Linked DNA regions of Homo sapiens: region 1 is linked to region 2. The links are chromatin loops, found by intact Hi-C in ENCODE. Cell type or tissue: PC-3. All regions are shown on one strand. Links, peaks and the distances in the headings refer to the core of each region. The heading gives the core; the rest is flanking DNA. Region 1 overlaps ATP8B1 (ATPase phospholipid transporting 8B1). Region 2 overlaps ATP8B1 (ATPase phospholipid transporting 8B1).

The links. A loop is a pair of places that touch in the nucleus more often than their neighbours do. Peaks named below come from ENCODE experiments on the same cell type or tissue, not always from the same donor. Only the 100,000 strongest peaks of a DNase experiment are listed, where the experiment ranks them.
Region 1: it touches region 2 in a loop (1.9-fold over the local background); 1 of 110 quality-filtered maps calls a loop at or near these places.

The regions. Positions count from the first base shown.
Region 1 is chr18:57,686,353-57,697,289 of GRCh38, reverse strand. It overlaps ATP8B1 (ATPase phospholipid transporting 8B1), which reads left to right. Exons shown (of 28, transcript NM_001374385.1): 9 at 1,758-1,840; 10 at 1,961-2,119; 11 at 2,620-2,708; 12 at 5,293-5,483; 13 at 8,783-8,991. Among named protein-coding and RNA genes, the nearest start is that of ATP8B1-AS1, 61 kb to the right of the region's middle. RefSeq lists an enhancer at 2,404-3,603. In PC-3, for the core only: no CTCF peak of the experiment used is centred there; a DNase peak (open chromatin) is centred at 3,219; H3K27ac peaks cover 1,661 bases.
Region 2 is chr18:57,781,275-57,793,154 of GRCh38, reverse strand. The region is part of intron 1 of ATP8B1 (ATPase phospholipid transporting 8B1); the gene reads left to right. It overlaps LOC124904310 (a long non-coding RNA gene), which reads right to left. Exons shown (of 2, transcript XR_007066388.1): 2 at 5,935-11,880. Among named protein-coding and RNA genes, the nearest start is that of ATP8B1, 16 kb to the left of the region's middle. In PC-3, for the core only: a CTCF peak has its summit at 5,764; DNase peaks (open chromatin) are centred at 3,864 and 4,334; H3K4me3 peaks cover 1,175 bases; H3K27ac peaks cover 2,927 bases.

The sequences.
Region 1 (10,937 bases), core at 218-5,217, 92 kb after region 2:
CAATAGGCAATTTATTTATTTATTTTTGAGACAGAGTCTCACTCTGTCGCCCAGGCTGGAGTGTAGTGGTGCTATCTCAGCTCACTGCAACCTCCACACCCCCTGGGTTCAAACAATTCTCCTGCCTCAGCCTCTTGAGTAACTGAGATTACAGGCTCCAGCCCCCACACCCAGCTAATTTTTGCATTTTTAGTAGAGATGGGGTTTCACCATGTTAGCCAGGCTGGTCTCGAACTCCTGATCTCAAGTGATCTGCCCACCTTGGCCTGCCAAATTGCTGGGATTACAGGGGTGAGCCACAGCAGCTGGCCCCAGGAGGCAATTTTGAATTCTCCTTGTGTTGGTTTTGGTTACTATGCTATCATTTAAAAGAGAATGAAGTTCTGTTTTTGACCAGTTTTCTGACCAGTTTTCAAGGCATTTATTGAGTGCTCACGAGGTTGCCGGCACTTTACATATTAGCTCATTTAATCCTCTAAACGACCATGTGAGACGAATATTATTCGTCTGTATTACCCATGAGGAATCGGAGGCCCAGGGAGGTGCAGCAGCCCGCCCAAGGTCACACAGTAAGTGGTAGAGTCGGGACATTGCTCCCTCTGCTCCTCGCGCCTCACGCTCCAGATGTGCATACACTGCTTTACAGAGAGCGGAAATCATGAGACTGAAAACTAGGGCTGTCATTGCTTCATAGATCAGGCAATTGACTGTTGGAAATCTATCACACTTTTTTTTTTTTTTTGGCGGAAAAAAATACTTAAAGCCAATTAACCACTTCTTAATTGTACAGGCTAATTGGTTAAAAACCAATTAACCACTTCTTAATTGTAAAGGCTTAACTGACAAAGACACTGCATTCTCTTTAAGGCCCCGAGGCTATACCCAAATTGGATTATGGGCAGTTGCCTGATAGAGCTTTCTGTTGTCAGGTTGGTCTCAAACTCCTGACCTCAAGTGATCTGCCTGCCTCTGCCTCCCAAAGTGCTGCCATTACATGCGTGAGCCGCGGCGCCCGACTGTTTATTCTCAACTATAAAACTGCTATTATTTCCATGAGAGATTCTAAAGCTTTACAAAGACATAAGATCCTAACATGCCCTGCCAGAACAGAATGGTGAGGTTGAGAATGAACTTCCCTAGGGAAAATTCCTGAGTATTCGTGAATCCTATATAAAGCCTTCAGTCGTGAGACGGCAGCCTCACCCTTGAGAGCACCTGCCCCGGCCTGCCCTTGTGCCCACCCACGACCTTACCTTGCACTATGGTGGGGCAGTTGGGAGTAAAGCTAAGACTTCCTTTTCCAAATAAAATTGTCTTTCAAAAACATGTGATCCAGTTATTCACTCTGGAAAAGAATTTGACAGAGGCGAAACAGAATTTCTGTAACAAATATGTGTTATAGAATCATTTTAATGTGATTAAATATTAGACACTACATTTTCAAACAGCACTTTGGTAGTCCTAGCTGATGGTAAAGTTAAAGTTAATGAGAAGGATGTTTGTGGGTACCTCTGTCCTAACCTTCACAACAACAAACAGTGAAGGGAACCAACATTTCCCAAGGTCAGAAATTTTCTCGACTTCAGGGGATAACCTTTTCCAAACCTGAAGTTCCAAGGTGAACAGAGTTTGAAAATAGAAACAGCTAATTATTTAGGCTTCATGTCCAGGTATGGCTAATGTAACTTTGGATGATTAACTTCCACTTTGAACTCAAAAATTTGTTCATTTAATTCATTTTTTCCCCATTCCTTTAGAGAAACCAATTTAAAATTTAAGATGTCACTTGAAATCACAGACCAGTACCTCCAAAGAGAAGATACATTGGCTACATTTGATGGTTTGTACCAAACATGTCTTACTTTGCTTTAAATTTTAGTTGCTTGGTTCAATTCCTATTGATTAAAACCAGAAAGACTTTTGTATGTGATTAATTATGTGAATCTTATATTTTTAAAAGGTTTTATTGAATGTGAAGAACCCAATAACAGACTAGATAAGTTTACAGGAACACTATTTTGGAGAAACACAAGTTTTCCTTTGGATGCTGATAAAATTTTGTTACGTGGCTGTGTAATTAGGAACACCGATTTCTGCCACGGCTTAGTCATTTTTGCAGGTACGTTCAGAGTTTCTTGGGAAATTAATCAGCTATGATCTTTAAAGACTTAGAGGGGATTGCTTTTCTGTCCTTTGTCCATCAAAACCAAAAGAAGAGTAATAGCATCATGAGCTTTTTTTTTTTTTTTTTTTTTTTTTTGAGACAGAGTCTCACTCTGTAGCCCAGGCTGGAGTGCAGTGGCATAATCTCAGCTCACTGCAACCTCTGTCTCCTGGGTTCAAGTGATTCTCCTGTCTCAGGCTCCAGAGTAGTTGGGATTATAGGCATGTGCCACCATGCCCAGATAATTTTTGTATTTTTAGTAGAGACAGGGTTTTGCCATGTTGGCCAGGCTGGCCTCGAACCCCTGACCTCAGGTGATCCGCCCAACTCAGCCTCCAAAACTGCTGGGATTACAGGCGTAAGCCACCATGCCTGGCCAAGAAGAGTAATTTTATTGGTGAGCTAGTGAATTGATTTTTCCCAACTGATGACTACATTGAATTTTCCATTTTCAGGTGCTGACACTAAAATAATGAAGAATAGTGGGAAAACCAGATTTAAAAGAACTAAAATTGATTACTTGATGAACTACATGGTTTACACGGTATTTATTTTTCATCTCAGTAGATCTCTCATCTAGATTGCTGTCTTTTGCACTAATATTATCGTATGTTTTTCTAATACAAAATCTTACCTCTTTAGGTGGAATAGAAAAATTATTGGGCACTCCAAGCTTCAAATGCAGGAAGAAGGGATTTTTTTTTCCAGAAATGCCTTACTTTTTCTCAGAAATGCCACACTTTTAACAGGAGAATTCCCTTGGGAAGGGAAATTTCGGTTGTAGGGTGCCCTGAGTGCTTTGATGACGGGAACTGGAAAACCAGGAAGCCCTAGATAAATTAGTGAAGCTGGACTCCTGAAGTCAATGTAGGGTTGATTTCATTGCTGTTACTTTCCCATAGAGGCAGTTCTCTTAGAAGCAAGCCTCCCCCAGCACCCCCAACATATACTGTATAGCTCCAAATACAAGGCAAGGCTAAAAATAAAGTATGTCGAGGACACTCAAGACCACTCCCAGGTTTGATGATTCACTGGAAGGACTCATAGGCCTCAGCACATAGTCGTATTCACAGCTGTGAGTCATTACAACAAAAGGACACAGAGCAAGATCACCAAAGACTCATGGAGCAAAGTGCAAAGGAAACCAGGCACAAGCTTCCAAAAGTCGGCCGTCCTGCCCCCACTCCCCACCAAACCACACACACAATAGGCACTTAATTCTCCCAGCAGCAATTAATGACACCACATGTGAAATGTTGTCTATACCAGGGAAGCTCATGAGAGACTCAGTGTCAAAGGTTTTTAACAAAAAAACTCTAGACTCCCCAAAAGAATGCAGATGGTCAGCATAAACCATGCTGTTTGCACAGTTAGGCATCATGAGTTTTTTTATTATTATTATTATTTGTTTTTTTTTGAGATTGAGTTTCACTCTTGTTGCCCAGGCTGGAGTACAATGGCATGATCTTGGCTCACTGCAATCTCCGTCTCCCAGGTTCAAGTGATTCTCCTGCCTCAGCCTCCCAAGTAGCTGGGATTACAGGCACCTGCCACCACACCTGGCTAATTTTTGTATTTTTAGTAGAGACGGGGTTTCACCATGTTGGCCAGGCTGGTCTCGAACCCCTGACCTCAAGTGATCTGCCTGCCTCGGCCTCCCAAAGTGCTTGGATTACAAGCATGAGCCACTGCACCCGGCCCATGAGCTATTCTTATCAGAGAATAAAAAATAACTGGGAAATCCTCCAAACATCTAAGTTACCAGATACCAGCCCAGGGCGAACCTTGCAAGCCGGCCTTCGGAGGAAGCAGTCTCAGACCTGCTATGTTTGCTCTTTTCTGCCCACGTGGTGACCCCAAATATTAAGCACTCCTTCTATTTCCCAATGAAAAATTTTTTCAAGTATTTAATTCAATTTGAATGCATACTTCTAAAACTTATTCTTTGATTGCATATACATGTTTAAAATCACATAAAAATAATAATTTAAGAAACATTTTCCCCTGCTTTCTCATTTCATGAAAATTGTATTTGAACTTTTCACATTCATCTTTGGTGTCATGGTTGTGGTTATCCACTCTCAAAGAGCCTGTTTGGCACTCTGCTCTTTCCACGACAAAGTTGTGAGATATAGCACTTTTGGACTCCATGTCCAGAAATTTAAATTTGTCTCTGGAAATTTTATTCCCACTTGCGAATCTCCAAGTACCACTAGGATGGTTGACTTTTTATTCCTTCCATAAATATATGCTCATAACTTCTACAACATAATACTTATCATATTGCTTCTTAAGTGATCTTATTTTACAATGTCATGCAATACTTATGACATTACACCTTAAGGAATAATCGCCCAAATATAGGTGAAATTTTCTTGCCCTGAAAAAAAAATTCTGGCTGGGTGAGGGCCACCTGTAATCCCAGCAGTTTGGGAGACTGAGGCATGCAGATCACTTGAGGACAAGAGTTCGAGACCAGCCTGGCCAACATGGTGAAACTCGTCTCTACTAAAAAGACAAAAATTAGCCGGCCTTGGTGGCGCGTGCCTGTAATCCCAGCTACTCAGGAGGCTGAAGCATAAGAATTGTTTGAACCAGGGAGGTGGAGGTTGTAGTGAGCCACAATGGCACCACTGCACTCCAGCCTGGGTGATACAGTGAGACGCTGTCTAAAAAAAAAAAAAAAAAAAAAAAAAAAAATCTGTTGAATATCTTCTATAAGCATTCCAGTTTTCCAGTTCAGCCTTGTTGGAAGTTGTTTCATGCTAAGTAAGATATCTTCCCCAAACAGTATGTTATTGTTCAAAGTAAACGTAATTGAGAGAATGCCCTGTAATATAAGATTCTTCAAGGATTTGAATATAAGACACCACCTTCTCTTTGGAGAGATAATTTTGGGAACAAAACCTTACCTTCTATGGGAGATGTAGGATACATCAGTCAATTGCAGCAATCAAATAGACTTTCAAAGCGTTATGATAGTGCTGTTTTTATTTGACATATATTATTTTTCAGACTACTAAATTCTCAATCATATGAAGTATTGAGTAAGGTTAATTAGCATCTAGGAAATGCAAGAGGTTGGAAATCCATCTTCAGAATGCATTTAAATGTTTTCTGTCTTCTAGATCTTTGTTGTTCTTATTCTGCTTTCTGCTGGTCTTGCCATCGGCCATGCTTATTGGGAAGCACAGGTGGGCAATTCCTCTTGGTACCTCTATGATGGAGAAGACGATACACCCTCCTACCGTGGATTCCTCATTTTCTGGGGCTATATCATTGTTCTCAACACCATGGTACCCATCTCTCTCTATGTCAGGTAAGGCTGTCCTCTCTGGCATTTTGCTTTAATGGAAGAATGTTGTACCTTCTCCCAACATAGTGCCTTCATTTCTAGTGATCACTGTTTCAAAGGTCACAAAGAACAGGTAAGAAAATCACGTTCATTTCAGAATTGAGGGTAAGAGAGGAAAAGGAAATTAACATTTGAGTATCCACTCTGTGCCAGGCACCTTTTATCTCATCCTGTTTGCAGATAAGGGTAGGGAATTTCAAAGATCGATTGCTACTCCTGTAGTCATTGTCTTATTAGTAAGGTTCCCTTCTCACCGGGTTCCAAAGCCCAGACTTCAGAAAGGGACTGGGAGGAGGGGAAGATTTAGCAGGTGATGGAAAAACTTAGTTTTCCCTTTTGGAAGTGGTCCTCACCTCTTATCTGAGCCTTTATTATCATCTGCCACACCCAAGGTGGAGAACTTGTGCTTTCCGGCCACTACCTCCTAGTAGGAAAGAAACTCCCTGTCCTTCATCAACCTCTCAAAATGTTCTCTTTTTCATCTCAAATCTCAACCACAACAACAAAGTCAGGGGCATATCTCCGATAAGTGGTAAGCAGCTGATTTGGTGATACTTCTTCATTTTTTACTTTTACTTTTTTTTTTTTTTTTTTTGAGATGGAGTTTCACTCTTGTTGCCCAGGCAGGAATGCAATGGCATGATCTAGGCTCACTGCAACCTCTGCCTCCTGGATCCAAGCAGTTCTCCTGCCTCAGCCTCCTGAGTAGCTGGGATCACGGGTGCCCATCACCATGTCTGGCTACTTTTTTGTATTTTTAGTAGAGACAGGTTTCACCAAGTTGGCCAGGCTGGTCTTCAACTCCTGACCTCAGGTGATCTGCCCACCTCACCTCCCAAAGTGCTGGGATTACAGGCATGAGCCACCACACCCGGCCTTTTTCTCTTTTTAATATGAAAGTTCACTGCCCTTGGCCAAACTGACTTTGAGACCTTTTTGGGAGGGATAGTGCTTTGGAATAAACCCAGCAGCCAGAGTTCATTCTTAGTTCTGATAAAGAATAGCCCAGAGACATAGGAATCACATACACACCTATAATTAGAGGCATTTATTTTATTTTAGTGTCATTATATGTGCATTTGCTTTATTTTTAATTTGATTACATGTAGTTACTGTTGTTCTTTTAACATGAAGGAAAGCCCTGGGGCAGCCATCTGTTCCACAGCTACTTTGAGAAAAACCGAGTTGAGTGTTACCTTTGTCAAGGGAACTATTACATAGATAATTTTGCCTAAAACCATCAATGTGTATTATAAAAGAAACTGTATACATAATTTTATATAAAGGTATGTCATGTGACAAATACGATTTCTTTTTTCTTGGAGATAAAGGTCCTTTGAAAACATGCTGGAGCAAGTTCTTCCAGATAGTATCTCTGCTTTGACTTCAAACCTCATTCAGAATAAACCCAACCCCAGGGCCCCAAGTGTGATCTGGTGCTCAGCCTTCCACTCCGCCCGTACCTTCTGCACCTCAGCCCACCTCCCTGGGCTTCTGCCACTCTGGCCCCTTGATATTCTTCCTGCACAGGGCCTTTGTCCCTGCTCTTTTCTCTGCCAGGGGCATTCCTTACATAGGTATCTATCTGCTCCCCTTTCACTACAAAGGCCTTTACTCAGACAACACCTTATTACCCTGACCTTTCCTGACTCATTCTGTTTCTGACCACTTCTCCTTCCTGGAGATCTTCATATCTCCTTACCTTGCTTTGCTTTGATTTTTGTTTGTTTGTTTGTTGTTTGTTTGTTTTGTTTTGAGACAGAGTCTTGCTCTGTTTCCCAGGCTGGAGTGCAGTCGCGCGATCTCAGCTCACTGCAACCTCCACCTGCTGGGTTCAAGTGAGTCCCCTGCCTCAGCCTCCTTAGTGGCTGGAATTACAAGTACATGCCACTATGCCTGGCTAATTTTTGTATTTTTAGTAGAGACGGGGTTTCACCATGTTGGTCAGGCTGGTCTTGAACTCCTGACCTCATGATCCGCCCACCTCGGCCTCCCAAAGTGTTGGAATTACAGGCGTGAGCCACCACACCTGGCCCCCTGCTTTGATTTTCTGCAGAGAACTTTCACCTCTGATAGAGCCTCTCTTTATTAATTTATTTGTCTGTCTCTACTAGAAAGTAACCTCCTTAAGAGAAAGGACTTTGTTTTGTTTACAGACATGTCCCCTGCACCTAGAATGGTATCTGGTACATAGTAGGCACTTAGGAAATACTTACGGAAGGGAGAGAAGTGGGGAGAGCATCATTTTTCCATCTGTTTAACTTGTTAAGGACTTCCTTGGCCCACCTAACAATTGCTGGCTATGTAAACAGCTTCCTTATAACTGAGATAGGTAATGTCCCTTATAGTTTTAAAATTCAGATGATCCTTTTATAATATCTTATTTTGGATATTCTATAACCTTATCATAATTTAGGGATCATGATTTGGGGTATTTGCCAAAAGCCTTTTGCCCTGTTTGAGAGCACAGTGGAGTCTGTACCCTAGGGTACTCTCACTCCCTCTGCCCTACCACTTAGGGCAAAGGTGAACATGGCCATTCCAGTGCCCCTGGGTGCTATGGGGAATGGGGGAAGAGTCAAGCTTGCTGTGTCCACTGCTCTGTCTGCAGTGTTGCTGTGTCTTCCATTCTGCTGGGCTGTGTATTCTGAACATGGGTGCCTTGGCTAAATGTGCCCAGGAGTGAGTGGGAAATCTCACTGAGCAATTTTGAGTGGAAATTACTTGTCTAAAATCAGCTTGACCCTGAAGCCTGAGAATGATGCATGTGGTTAGGAGAAACCAGAGGCTGAGTGCATGGGCTTGTCTCCTTGTAGAGGGCTTAGTTTGGGCTGATATAACAAAAGACCTTCGAAATTTATTGCTCAGAGTTCTGGAGGCTGGGAAGTCTCAAATCAAAGCATCGGCAGATTCAGGGTCTGGCAAAGGCTCACTTTCTGCTTTATAGGCACAGCCGGTGCCTTCTAGCTATGTCCTCGCATGGCAGAAGGGGCAAGCAAGCTCCTTTGAGCCACTTTAATAAGGGCACTAATCCCATTCATAAGGGTGGAGCCCTCATGACCTAATGACCTTCTAAAGGCCCCACCTCAATACTGTTGAATTGGGGATTGGGTTTCAACATATGAATTTGGAGGGGGATTCTAACATTCAGACCATAGCAGTAAATAAGCAGCTTGCTCTCGTCTGTACAATGAGAATAAAATCTCTACTACTTGCCACTCGTATCCGAGCTCTCTACGGAAAATAATCTTCTGTCTTCCTAGCGTGGAAGTGATTCGTCTTGGACAGAGTCACTTCATCAACTGGGACCTGCAAATGTACTATGCTGAGAAGGACACACCCGCAAAAGCTAGAACCACCACACTCAATGAACAGCTCGGGCAGATCCATTATATCTTCTCTGATAAGACGGGGACACTCACACAAAATATCATGACCTTTAAAAAGTGCTGTATCAACGGGCAGATATATGGTAAGTGGAAGCCGTCACTCATTTTCTGGGTGAGTGGGGCTGCCTGCCGTGTGCAGGTCATTACTTGGACTATAGCCTGTCTCCTGGCATTGCTGGTGCCCTCTCGATGCAGAGTCCTGCTGCTAGGGCCATTCTCCAGCTAAGCACCAGAGGAGCACCATGGACAGCACTGGGGACACATGCGTGGGAGAGGACAGTGGCCAGAAGTGGGCTCACAGCCAGGCGTGGTGGCTCAGGCCTGTAATCCCAGCACTTTGGGAGGGTGAAGTGGGCAGATCCCAAGAGGTCAGGGATTTGAGACCAGCCTTGCCAACATGGCAAAACCCCGTCTCTACTAATAATACAAAAATTAACCAGGTGTGGTGGTGGCGCACAGCTATAATCCCAGCTACTCGGGAGACTGAGGCAGGAGAATTGCTTGAACCCGGGAGGCAGAGGTTGCAGTGAGCTGAGATCACACCACTGCACTCCAGCCTGGTGAGAGAGCAAGACTCTGTCTAAAAAAAAAAAAAAAAAAAAAAAAAATTAGAAGTCTCATTACTATATGATCTAGCAATTCCACTTCAGGTTATATACTCAAAAGAACTGAAACAGGGGCTCAAAGAGATATTTGTACACCTATGTTCATAGCAGCATTATTCACAATAGCCAAAAGATAGAAGCAACCCAAGCGTTCATCAATGGATGAATGGATAAATAAAATGTGGATACGCACAATGAAATATTATTCAGTCTAAGAAAGGAAGGAAAATTTGACACATGCTACAACACAGATGAACCTGAACTCGTTTATGCCAGAGGTTGCAATTTTTTGAATTTTTGCAATCAGAACTTGGTGATGACCTTGAGCAGTAGGATATAAATAACTCCCACATGCTTAGCGTTCCAATAATGGAACACTAGGCATAAATGGGTTAAGGACATTATGCTAAGTGAAGTAAGCCAGTCACAAAAGGACAAATGTTGTATAATTCTACTTATATGAAGTACTTAGAATAATCAGATTTATAGAGACAAAGCAGAATGATGGTTACCAGGGGCTGGAGTCAGGGGAATTGGGAGTTACTGTTTAATGGGTACAGAGTTTCAATTTTGCAAGATGAAACAGCTGCACAACAGTGTGAATATACTTGATGCCACTGAACTGTATGCTTAAAAGTGGTTAAAATGGGCTGGGTGCAGTGTCTCATGCCTATAATAACAACACTTTGGGAGGTCAAGGTGGGAGGATTGCTTGAGGCCCAGAATTCTAGACCAGCTTGGGTAACAAAGCAAAAATTTTTAAAAATTAGCAGAGTATGGTGCTGCATGCCTATAGTTCCAGCTACTTGGGAGACTGAGGCAGGAAGATCCCTTAAGCCTGGGAGTTGAAGGCTACAGTGAGCCAAGATCACACCACAGCACTCCAGCATGGCTAACAGAGCAAGACCCTGTCTCAAAATAGCAACAACAAAAATTGGTTGACTGGTGTGCAGTGGCTCACGCCTGCAATCCCAGCACCTTGGGAGGCTGAGTCAGGCACATCCCTTGAGCCCAGGACTTTGAGACCAGCCTGGGCAACATGACAAAACCCCATCTCTGGCCGGGCACAGTGGCTCATGCCTGTAATCCCAGCACTCTGGGAGGCCTACGTGGGTGGATCACAAGCTCAGGAGTTCGAGACCAGCCTGGCCAATATGATGAAACCCCATCTCTACTAAAAGTACAAAAATTACCTGGGCGTGGTGGTGGATGCCTCTAGTCCCAGCTATTCAGGAGGCTGAGGCAGGAGAATCGCTTGAACCCGGGAGGTGGAGGTTGCAGTGAGCAAAATTGTGTGTGCCTGTAGTTCCAGTTACTTGAGAGGCTGAGGTAGGATCACCTGAGCCTGGGTACGTCGAGGCTGTTGTGGGCTGGGTTTGCACCACTGCACTCCAGCCTGGGTGACAGAGTGAAACCCTGACTCA
Region 2 (11,880 bases), core at 3,770-8,769:
AAATCTGAGTTTCAAAAGCTGGAAATTCGCTGGGCTGTGTTCAGATTGCTTGCAACTAGGTTATAAAGAGCCTCCTCAGAAACATACATATAAGGCTTTGGTTCAGAGAACTTTGTGTTTACCATCAGCCTGTCTTCCTAGTTTGGGGGAAAGAACATTGTTAGAAAAAAGAGGCGGTTTTCAGGAAGCAGAGGACTTGACTTCATTGACAGGAGGGCGGTCTGTAACCCACAGGCTGTCCTGCCAGGGCTGCTGCTGCAGCTATTGCCACTCACAAGCCCCTAGTCCCCCTCCCTATCCTGTTTGTCTTTTGCCTAATTGGGAGGTTAAGCTTTTTCCAGCCACTCCCCATCTCCATACACATGGATTTTTTTGTTTTAAACAACTATATTGAGATCTAAGTCATGTACCATACAGTTCAGCCTTTTAAAATATACAATTCAATGGTTCTTAGTATATTTACATAGCTGTGCAACTGTTGCCACAATCTACGTCAGAACCTTTTCATCACCCCTAACAGAAATCCTGTACCTTTTAGCTCTGCCTGGTTTATCGCCTTGTCCCCGCAGCCCCTGGCAGCCTCTCATCTACCCTCTGCTTCTGTGGGTTTGCCGATTCCGGGCATTTTATGTAAATGGAATCGTATGATATGTGGTCTTTTGTGATCATCTTTTTACACTTAGCATGATGTTTTTCATGTATATTACGGTCGGGTGTGGTGGCTCACACCTGTAATCCCAGCGCTTTGGGAGGCTGAGGTGGGCAGATTACTTGAGCTCAGGAGTTCGAGAACAGCCTGGGCAACGTGGCAAGACCCTGTCTCAATTCTTTTTAATTGTAAAAAAAAAAAATTAATAAAATTTCATCCTTATTGTATTATTTGTCAATACTTAATTTCTTTATATTGCCAAACACACTAGCTACTGGTGCACGTAATACATCCTTCAAAAAAAGCACAGGCCATGGAAATGTGTGCTAGTTGCAAATAGACTGACATGTTATAAAAGGAATGTTTTGTGCCCAGAGAGCTACAAATATGTGTGTGTGGATGTAAGTATGCATTGGCTCACCTTCACAATTGATTACATGGTCCACAGTGACTCTAAAGACAAGGGGCCTTCAGGTGGCCTAGTGATTTTCTTTCATTCAGTGATTCAACAATTACTTATTAAATACCCACTACGTTGCCAGGTGCTGGCAGTAAACACAGTGAGGAGCAAAGCAGACATGCCCTTCCCCTCAGGGAGCTTATGGGGTTGTTGAGAGTGTGATGAGAGATAGAGACTAAACAAAATATTGAACAAAAGAGATATGAAACAACTTGATATTAGAATTATAATCTGTGATAAAGGCCTTAAAGAAAAATAAGATATTTCTAAGAGAATAATGAAGACCTACTTTAAAATGGCCTAGGAGTAACCCAGGCATCCACCGACGAATGAATGAATAAACAAAATTGGTGTACCCATATGATTAGGATGTTTCTCAGCCTTACGAAGGAAGGAAATTTTCGCTGAGCACGGTGGCTTATGCCTGTAATCCCAGCATTTTGGGAGGCCGAGGCTGGGGGATAACTTGAGGCCGGAAGTTCAAGACCAGCCTGGCCAACATGGTGAACCCCCGTCTCTACTAAAAATACAAAAAGGTGCAGTGGTGGGCACCTGTAATCCTAGCTACTCGGGAGGCTATGACACAAGAATCGCTTGAACTCAGGAGGCGGAGTTTACAGTGAGCCAAAATTGTACCACTGCACTCCACCATGGACAGCAGAGTGAAACTCTGCCTCAAAAAAAAAAAAAAAAAGAAAAGAAAAGAAAAAGAAAAAAGGAAGGAAATTTTAATACATGCTACATGGATGAACTTTGAAGACATTATGCTAAATGAAATAAATGAGATGCAAAAGGACAAACAAATATTTTGTGATTCCACTTATATGAAGTGCCCAGAATAGTCAAGTTCAGAGACAGAAAACTGAGCAGTGGTTGCCAGGGGCTGGAGCCAGTGGGGAATGGAGAGTTAGTTTTTAATGGACCCTGAGTTTCAGTTTGGGAAGATGAAAAATTTCTAGGGATGGGTGGTGGTAGCAATTGCAGAATCATGTGGATGCACTTAATATCACTTAGAAGGCAATAAGGCCGGACGCGGTGGCTCATGCCTGTAATCCCAGCACTTTGGGAGGCCAAGATGGACAAATTGCCTAAGGTCAGGAGCTCGACACCAGCCTGGCCAACATGGTGAAACCCCATCTCTACTAAAAAATACAAAAATTAGCCAGGTGTGGTGGTGCGTGCCTGTAATCCCAGCTACTCGGGAGACTGAGGCAGGAGAATTGCTTGAACCAAGGAGGCAAAGGTTGCAGTGAGTGGAGATCGCACCACTGCACTTCAGCCTAGGCAACAGAGCAAGACTCTGTCTCAAAAAAATAAATAAAATAAAAGTAGTTAAAATGGTAAATTTTATGCTTTGTCCATTTTACCATAATTTAAAAAATGGCCCAGGGAGTGGGGTCTCTTGAAGGAGGTTATACTTAAGTTGAGACCTAGAGGATAAGAAAGTACCAGTCAGGGGAAGAGTGGTCCAGTCAATGGGAACCGCATGTGCAAAGGCCCTGGGGTGGGTGAGAGCTTAGTGCTGTGCTCTAGGAATTGTGAGAGGCCAGAATACTGGGTGTGACATGATGCTGGGGCTACCATGGGATAAGGGAGGCAGGCACCAAACTGCAGAGAACCTGATAGGAAGTCACTAACATTTTTAAGCAGCGGCGTGATGTGATTTGATTCCTGGTTTTGTTTGATAATCCAGAGACTGCGATATGGGGAATGGGTTGGTTGTTGGTGGGGGATGGGGGTGGGGGCAGGGAATGAGGCCAGAAGCAAGGAGAGGAAATCTGGGAGGCTGCTGCAGTGTCCATGAGAGAGAGAGGATGGGGGTTTGGGCCCGATGATGGGAGTGGGGATGAGAACTGGAAGGTAGGAGCCGCACTTCACAAGGGGAATCCTGGTCTTGGTGATGGGTTGGATTTGAAGATGTAAAAGAAGAGAATTGTTGACAATTCTCAAATTTCTAACATAAGCGACTAAAGGTGATGGCATCACTGAGACCAAGGAGTAGTTTTAGAAGATGAATGTAGCTTTGATCATGTTTAGTTTGAGTTGCTGGGACACCTAGGTGTGGTCGGGGGTCAAGCATTGGTGATTCAGAAGTCTAGGTTGGAGACACAGTTTTGGGAATTGCAACATAGGATTGGGTTTAAGGAGCTGTTTGGGGATGCTGGAAACGCTTCGGAAGCCAGTGCTTCCTATCATTGGTATCAGCCTTTTAGTTTGCACTAATTTATGTAAAATAATCCACTATTTTTTGGCAACAAAGTATGTACATGTGAGCAAAAAAAAGCATTTGTGCAAAGTCACAAGCCGTGCTTTATGGACAAAGATGACAGGGTGGAGGGCTGATACAGGGTTGCCTAGTGGACAAGACCACCATACATGGCTCAAAACGTTCTCAGATGTGGGAAAGGGGCGCTTTGTATGGTATAGGAACTTGCTAAAGCCAGGGAATTTCTTGTGGAAAACCGACTTTTAAAATTGGCTTGTGTGGCCTGACTTAAAAACCAAATCACTCTTTTCATGTGTGTAGGGTAGTATAACAAAGTGGTGCTGCTTTTGTGCTCAATGTACTGTATTTCCACATGTTATATTGACCCACTTAGTCCCGTGGTGTATTAATTTCCTGGTCTCTTTTTGCAAGCAAAGGAATTATAACTTGCCTGAAGTCTCAGAACTAGTAATTGACAAAACCAGAAATTGCAGTCGTGTTTCCAGACTCACAAGGCGAGGGTTCTTTCCGAGACCTCACAGCCGAAGGTTGGAAAATCGATCCAAATGACTCAGAGATAGGGTTGCCAAATTTAACAAATAAAAATACAGGACACAGTTCAGTTTGAATCTCAGATAAATGATGAGTAATTTTTTTTAGTATAAGTGTGTCCTATGCAATGTTTGGGACTGACTTACACTAAAAATGATGTGTTCTTTATGTTAATGTCAGATATAACTCTGTGTCCTATATTTCATCTGGTAACCCACCCAGAAATGAACTCTTGGAACACAAAATCATTTGTAATTTGTGGACTTCCTGTATATTCAAGCTCCTTATAGAAACTCCTGGATCTGCCAAGCATTTTGTTTTATTTGGGGGTGGGAGTGGAAGGAGGATTTATTTTCCTATTCTCCTAAAAGGGCTGTGTTGTGATATTTTTTCCATCTTTAATATCTATGATTTGTAATAAACAGCAGCCTGGTTTTGGGAAACAAGCCCAGGAGATGTCAGCTCTGGTGAGTCACTGAATGGGCTGGCTGACCTCAGCTAATAATAGCAATTCTTTACATTTTTAAAGCACTTTATAGTTTTAAAATCTCCTCATTTGGGAGTTGGCAAGACAGGAATTATCCCCATGGGACAGATGAGAAACACAAGGGAAGCAGGGTTTGGGGGAGTGGGTGGTGCCAGGAACTGGGTTAGGGTACTCTTTTCCTAACTTTCAGTTCAGTGATGAGCAGTTAATTTTCTTTTCTTTTCCTTTCTTTCTTTTTTTTTTTTGAGATAAGAGTCTCACTCTGTCACCCAGGCTGGAGTGCAGTGGCACAATCACGGCTCACCAGGACCTCTGCCTCCTGGGTTCAAGCGATTCTCATGCCCCAGCCTCCCAAGTAGCTGGGATTACAGATGGGCACCACCACGCCCGACTAATTGTTTGTATTTTTAGTAGAGATGGGGTTTCACCATGTTGGCCAAGCTGATCTCAAACTCCTGGCCTCATGTGATCCTCCCGCCTTGGCCTCCCAAAGTGCTGGGAGCCACCATGCACGGCCAGTTAATTTTCTAAGCTCCGATTTTTTCGTGCTTCAAATGATGGACCTGATGTTTTATAGGATACCCTCTCATTGTAATTCCATGCCTCTCTGTGATCTCATTTGTCATAAGCTTCCAATTTTTAAAATGTACAGGTTGTAAATCATTTCAAGCTTTGTAGGTCCAGATGACAATAAAATATATGTGTTTCAGTAGCAGGGATAGACAATAGGTTTTATTTTGTTCATTCCGTATTCAGTTTGTCTTGTTTTATAGATGGATCTCGCTCTGTTGCCCAGGCTGGAGTGCAGTGTCAAATTATGGCTCACTGCAGCCTCAAACTCCTGGGCTCAAGGGATCCTCCCGCCTCAGCCTCCCAAGTGGCTGGGACTAATATTCACTTTTATCCAGTACTGTCATGTCTACACAATGGATACTATATAGGTCCCTTTAGAAGATGTATAAAATTTTAAATGAGGCCTATTTATTTTAAAGGTGTTTTTTCTCTATTTTGATAGATGTTAAACCTTCAGAAAAACTACTGACATTCAAAAAGGTATCTAACCCCTGAGGTTTGACAAACTTTAGAGCATTTTTAAAGGAATAGACTTTTTAAAAACTGAAAATCAGTAAATATCAGTAACCAATGGGCTCTAAAAGCCAACTTTGAAAAAGAAGCTCATGACAAAGAAGCCAAAATTACAAGAGGAAATGGTATAGCGGAGCCAACACTCCCCACCCACAGTGTTCTAGATGGAGCTCCACCCACAGTGTCCTAGATGGAGCTCCACCCGCATTGTTCTAGATGGAGCTCCTCCCGCAGTGTTCTAGATGGAGCTCCTCCCGCAGTGTTCTAGATGGAGCTCCTCCCGCAGTGTTCTAGATGGAGCTCCTCCCGCAGTGCTCTAGATGGAGCTCCTCTCGCAGTGCTCTAGATGGAGCTTTTAGGCTCACTTTTTATCAGACGAATTTATGTTGTCTTTTAGGTTCTTGTGTGTGTGTCATAAGGAAATCAGTAAGCATAAAGTGGCTTTAATTGCACTTGGCAGAGGACTAAGGGTATATAAAGATTGGTGACCGTTGTGAGAACTAAAGTACATTTTATTTGCTTGTAAAATTTTGTTTGCCACGATATCTTAGGCATTATACAATGATTTCCGGTCCAGAGGATCCTGAGAATTTAACATGAATATTATGAAGTTTCCTGTCTTCAAAATTTTGTATTTGAATACTTATTTTAATATCGCTTAAATGTATTTCTAACATAACATCCTGTCTGGCAGTCTTTGTAAACTCTCAAATTTGTCTAAGCTCTAAGTTGTTAGGGGTCATTCTTCTGTTCCAAGTCGATGTTGTTCTCCATATCTGCTGTATTTCAATACCCCTTACTAGACGTAAAAAAGATAAGAGTATCTCTTTCAAGCAAACCTTAATTTTTAAAAACACCCTTTAACATTTTTTTGTGTTTCTAGTTTTCATGAACCATTGGAAGAACACATTGTGTTTTTGAAATAAAGGGGCTTGGCTGGGCACAGTGGCTCACGCCTGTAATCCCAGCACTTTGGGAGGCCGAGATGGGTGGATCACTTGAGGTGCTACCTCCTCCTGGAAGATTTCCTGATTCCTTGTCTTTCCCAGACCAAAGTGAGGGACTCTTCCTTTGTTCTAGTGGTTCCCTGTACATTCTCATCTTAGCATAGGTGGTACCATCTCGGAGATGGTAGCTAGCTTTTATATCAGATGTGGCTTGATCAGTGGTGGTTGCCTAGACACTGGTTTTCAAAGTATGGTCCCTGGACCAGCAACATCAGCATGACTGGGGGCTGCACTCTAGAGTCACTGACTCAGAAGCTCTGGGGTTAAGACCCAGCAATCAGTGTCCTAATAAAACTTCCAGGTGATTCTGATGCCTGCTCCAGATTGAGAATCCCTGGCTGAGAGGCTTTTGACGAGCTGGATTCTGAAGTGATGTCCAGCCACGGCAGCAAAGGTGTGTTAGGATTCCTTAGTCCTGTCACCTTGAGCAGGTGAGAAGCAGGACAGATGTGGGCCTAGGGGTGTGGCATCCCTGAGCTATATTGTCATTGCTGGTCTATTTGTCTGTGTTTACACTAGTGGCCACCTTGGTGAGAATAGCACCTTGGCAAGACTCATGTTGTAGCTCAGCCCCCAGCGCAGTTCTTAAATTGTAGCACCTGTTCTATAATTACACATTAAATAGTAAAGTCAGAAACATGCCTTTCCACACTGATAGGTACTAGCATTAGCTGCCGTTATTAGACACATGTTTTATGAGAGAGAAGGCCATTGAACAACATCGAACCAATAATTGTTGGCTGTTTTTATAGTGACTCTACAATGAAAAGAATCCACCGTGGCCTAATTAAGTGAATTTTATGGCTTTTACTCCTTCACTAAGCTGCCAGAGGAGAATAACCAAGTTCTTTCTTGGACTTCATAACTTAGTATAATAGTCACAAACACAAATAGATACTTACGGCCAGGTACGGTGGCTCATGCCTGTAATCCCAACACTTTGGGAGGCTGAGGCATGTGGATCACTTGAGGTGAGGAGTTTGAGACCAGACTGGCCAACATGGTGAAACCCCATCTCTACTAAAAATACAAAAATTAGCTGGGCATGGTGGCACGCGCCTGTAATCCCAGCTACTCAGGAGGCTGAGGCAGGAGAGTCACTTGAACCCTGGAGGTGGAGCTTGCAGAGAGCTGAGATTGCACCACTGCACTCCAGCCTGGGCAACAGAGCGAGACTCCGTCTCAAAAAAACAAAACAGAACGAGACAAAACAACAACAACAACAAAAATAGATATTTAAAGATTTTTGCACTAACTTTTGATACTTACTGCCATACTTTGGAAATGCAACAAAAATATCGGGAATTTGTTTTAAGCATCTACTTAGGAAAAAAAGGACTCTTATGGCATTTTGGTTTGGGTTAGAGATATTTTTACAAATGTTATTTGAAATAAACACCATCCCATAACTCTGAGCTATGAAATATTTACATACAGGGGAAAATCCAGCTAACACCTATATCCACTCACTGCTCTATTTTGGGTTTATGTTGTTGTCAAAAGACAAAGGATAAAGATTTTTCAAGATCTTGTGTATTTTGGGGTTAGTATAACTCCAATTGTTTTCTAATTCGATGAGGCAGCATCCACCTTAATACTAGGTCTGGTTTTTTAAAGTCAATTTTAGGTGCTTGTCAACAAAGCCGGAACATGAGAAAATTGAAATGATTTGTGAAGCTCTTACTCTGGCCTGCCCGTGAACTTTTTGAGACAGAAGACCGGCACCAGTTTATTAAAGACTTTGTAAAAGTATACTTAACTTAGTCAACCAGATGTGACTTTTGCTCCCTGGGGAACATTTTAAGTTGTCACAATTCAGGATGCTACAAGCGTCCAGTGGTCAAGGCCAGGGATACTTCTAAATATCCTACAATATGCAGCTCAGCCTCTACAACAAAGAAGTATCTTACCCAAAACGTCACTAGGGTTGAGGCTGAGGAATTCTACCCTAAACCACGGGTAGGAGTCCTCTTAAAATGCTACGGTTTCGCAGGACTTAGTCATAGGCACGTTTCATAATACTCTCCTGCACGTTTCATAATACTCTCCTGCATGCCCCTAAACACAGCACCTCGAGCATTGAACTCTGACATCAGTTGAGAAGATGATACCCCTCTAGCTGGTGCTTAAGCCTTCTGGCTTAAGCCTGGACTTGATCTCTGACCCCTTTCTCTTCCAGACTGCACCCTGCTTTCATTTCCAATCCGTCTCCAAGGCCTGTTGCTTCTACCTCTGGAAGACCTTGACTCCACCTGATAACCTCTATCTCCGCTGCCATCCGCGAGGTTCAAGCTGTCATCCTCCCTCTCCTGGACCATTCCAGTAGCCTTCTTACATGAGGGCTACACTTCTACCCTGCCCCTTCCAAACCAGAGCACCCACTCAGATCCTGCCAACCCTTGCAGTAGCTCATGCTGTGGTTTTAACAACAGCTACCTTCTCTCCACAGCTCTCTATGCCCAGCCCGCCCTGACCCCGGCTTCCCCCTGCAAATTCCATTCTTTTTCTCCTTCAGTTTCTGAAGCATGACGAGTCCCTTCCTGTCCCAGGAACTTCAGATTTGCTGCTTTCTCGCTTGAAAAGCTCTTCCTCTGAAAGGCTCCTTATCTTTTGCCTTTTGGCCCAAATGTCATTTCTTCAGCGTAGTCTCTGCCCACCCCAGTAAAAATTAAAGTAGGAGTCCCTCCTGAGTTATGTCCTCTGCTCACTCTTTCTTTTTCAAGTAGCAAGGATGTAGAGAACAGGGGAAGCCCAGAAATACTGTTGAAATGACAACAGCTCTGTCACCATGCGCCCTTCGATGTATGGTAGAGGAGACGGCTTCTGTGTTTTCTTCAATGCTTAATTTCCTTTATTATTTTTATTTTTTTTTTAAGACGGGGTCTCACTCTGCCACCCAGGCTGGAGTTCAGTGGCGCGATCTCAGCTCACTGCAACCTCTGCCTCCCAGTTCAAGCAATTTTCCTGCCTCAGCCACCTGAGTAGCTGGGATTACAAGCGCGTGCCACCATGCCTGGCTAATTTTTGTATTTTTAGTGGAGATAGGGTTTCACTATGTTGGCCAGGCTGGTTTTGAACTCCTGACCTCAAGTGATCCACCTGCCTTGGCCTCCCAAATTGCTGGGATTGCAGGTATGAGCCACTATGCCCGGTCTTCAATTTCCTTTTATATTGTCTCTTCTTGTGAATATCAGGAGTCTTGCTTCACTTAAGGCAGCATCTACCAGGCATATTCGATATTTTTAAAGTTCTTATTCCCCACAGTCTTTCTATATTATTAAAGGAAATAAATACATAAAAAAGACTTGTTTGTTAAACCATATGTGTCCACCCTGTTGTGTGCCTGTCATCAGTTTCAAAGGACCACAGTAAGCATGTTAGAACTTTTGTTAAACATAAAGATATATAAATATTATCTTATCCATGCCTGCGTTCCATCAGATGCCCTCTTTCCCCTGTAATCTTTACAGTTTCTACTTTATAGTCTCTCTGTAGAGCATTCTTAACCTGAATAGTGTGTTCTCTGTCACCCATCATACTTCTAGGAACGTCCCCGCCTCCCTTCAGCCAGTGCATCTTTAGAAAAGACAAACTAGGCCGGGCACCGTGGCTCACGCCTGTAATCCCAGCACTTTGGGAGGCTGAGGCAGGCAGATCACTTGAGCTCAGGAGTTTGAGACCAGCCAGACCAACATGGTGAAACCCTGTCGCTACTAAAAATAAAAAAATTAGCTGGGCATGGTGGTGGGTGCCTGTAATCCCAGCTACTCGGGAGGTTGAGCCACGAGAATTGCTTGAACCCAGGAGGCGAGTTTGCAGTGAGCCAGGATTGCACCATTGCACTTTAGCCTAGGCAACAAGAGTGAGACTCTGTCTCAAAAAAAAAAAAAAAAAAAAAAAAAAAGAGACAAACTAGAATTAATCTGAGCCAGGTATCATTTAGACAGTAAATCTGTTTTCCTAAAAGAATCATATTATAGTCAAGGCTCAAACAAATAGATTTCATATTATCTGGAGCCTTTCTAAAAATGCATAAACCAGAGGTGACTGAAGAATTTTTTGTCTGTGTGTGTGCGCACCATTCATTCTTGACTTTTTGATAAATGAGATTCTCAAGTTCACCTGGGAAGCATCAAAAACATTGATGCCTGAGTTCTCCTTGCCAGAGTCTTATTAGCCAGTCTGGGATAAACCTGGCTGATTCTCTCATGCGTAGTCAAGACAGAGAATGGCTTGGAAAGTAGACAATGTAAGAGTCTACTCTTTATAGGATGCCTACACGCATAATAAAAAATTTACTTGGGTTTATGGAAATGTCTAGATATAAACCTATGGGGAAAATGATTGAAATAAATGAATGGTGTAACGTAAGGATGCTGGATTGGCGTCTGCAACGCAGCAGCTGTGGGTGGCCTTGATGAGTCTTACTTAATTTCATAGCTCATATCTGTGTAGTTATTTGCTGCTGGCAAACTATTGCTTCATCTTATTTTCGCAAATTCTATAGACAGCAGGGCTTCTTTGCATCTTCTGCCCTTTCTGCTCCATTCTCCAATTAAATGGATTTCACTGCAGCAGCTTTCTGCCCTATGGCAGAGGCCTCCCATGTGCTTCCCAGGCTGGGTTAGGTATGGTTTTGCCAAGCTCCCACTGCAACCTGAGCATATTGTCTTCTCCTGGCATTTACTGTATTTTAAATATTATTATTACTGGTTTTTAGAGATGGGTTCTCGCTCTGTTGCCCAGGTTGGAGTGCAGTGGCCTGATCATACACAGCTCACTGCAGCTTTAAACTTCTGGACTCAGGCCATCCTCCAGCCTCAGCCTCCTGAGTGGCTAGGACTACAGGTGTGTGCCACTATGCCTGGCTAATTAAAATTTCTTCTTTTGTAGAGACAGGGGTATCCTTATGTTGTTCAGGCTGGTCTCAAACTCCTGGCATCAACATCAAGCTATCCTCCCATCTCGGCCTCCCAAAGTACTGGAATTACTGGTGCGAGCCACTGCACCCACCTATGTTTCCCATATTGAACTGTAACAGTCTGTGTTAGGATTTAAGTTATAGTGAGAGATCACGTATCTTCTTCATCCCTGGAGTCCACAACCTAGTAGGCATTCAATAACTGATCAATTAATGAATATATTAATTTTCACTTTACAGATGGGGACACTGAGGCCCAGGGAGACTAAATACAAGTTCAGCACTCACACCTCCCCTAATCTTTCTGAGCTCTGGATTCCTCTTGTAAAAATAAAGAATTTTGGATATTTTTTCTAATAACCCATATAGCTCAAAAACAGGTGGTTCTGTTTTATGATTTTAACAACTCTGCAGTGTTGCCAAAACTCAACAAAGCTGTCTCCAGATGGAGTGAAACAGTCTCAAGAATAAAGATAATGATTAAAATAACGCACCTACTGGCAAGAATGGAA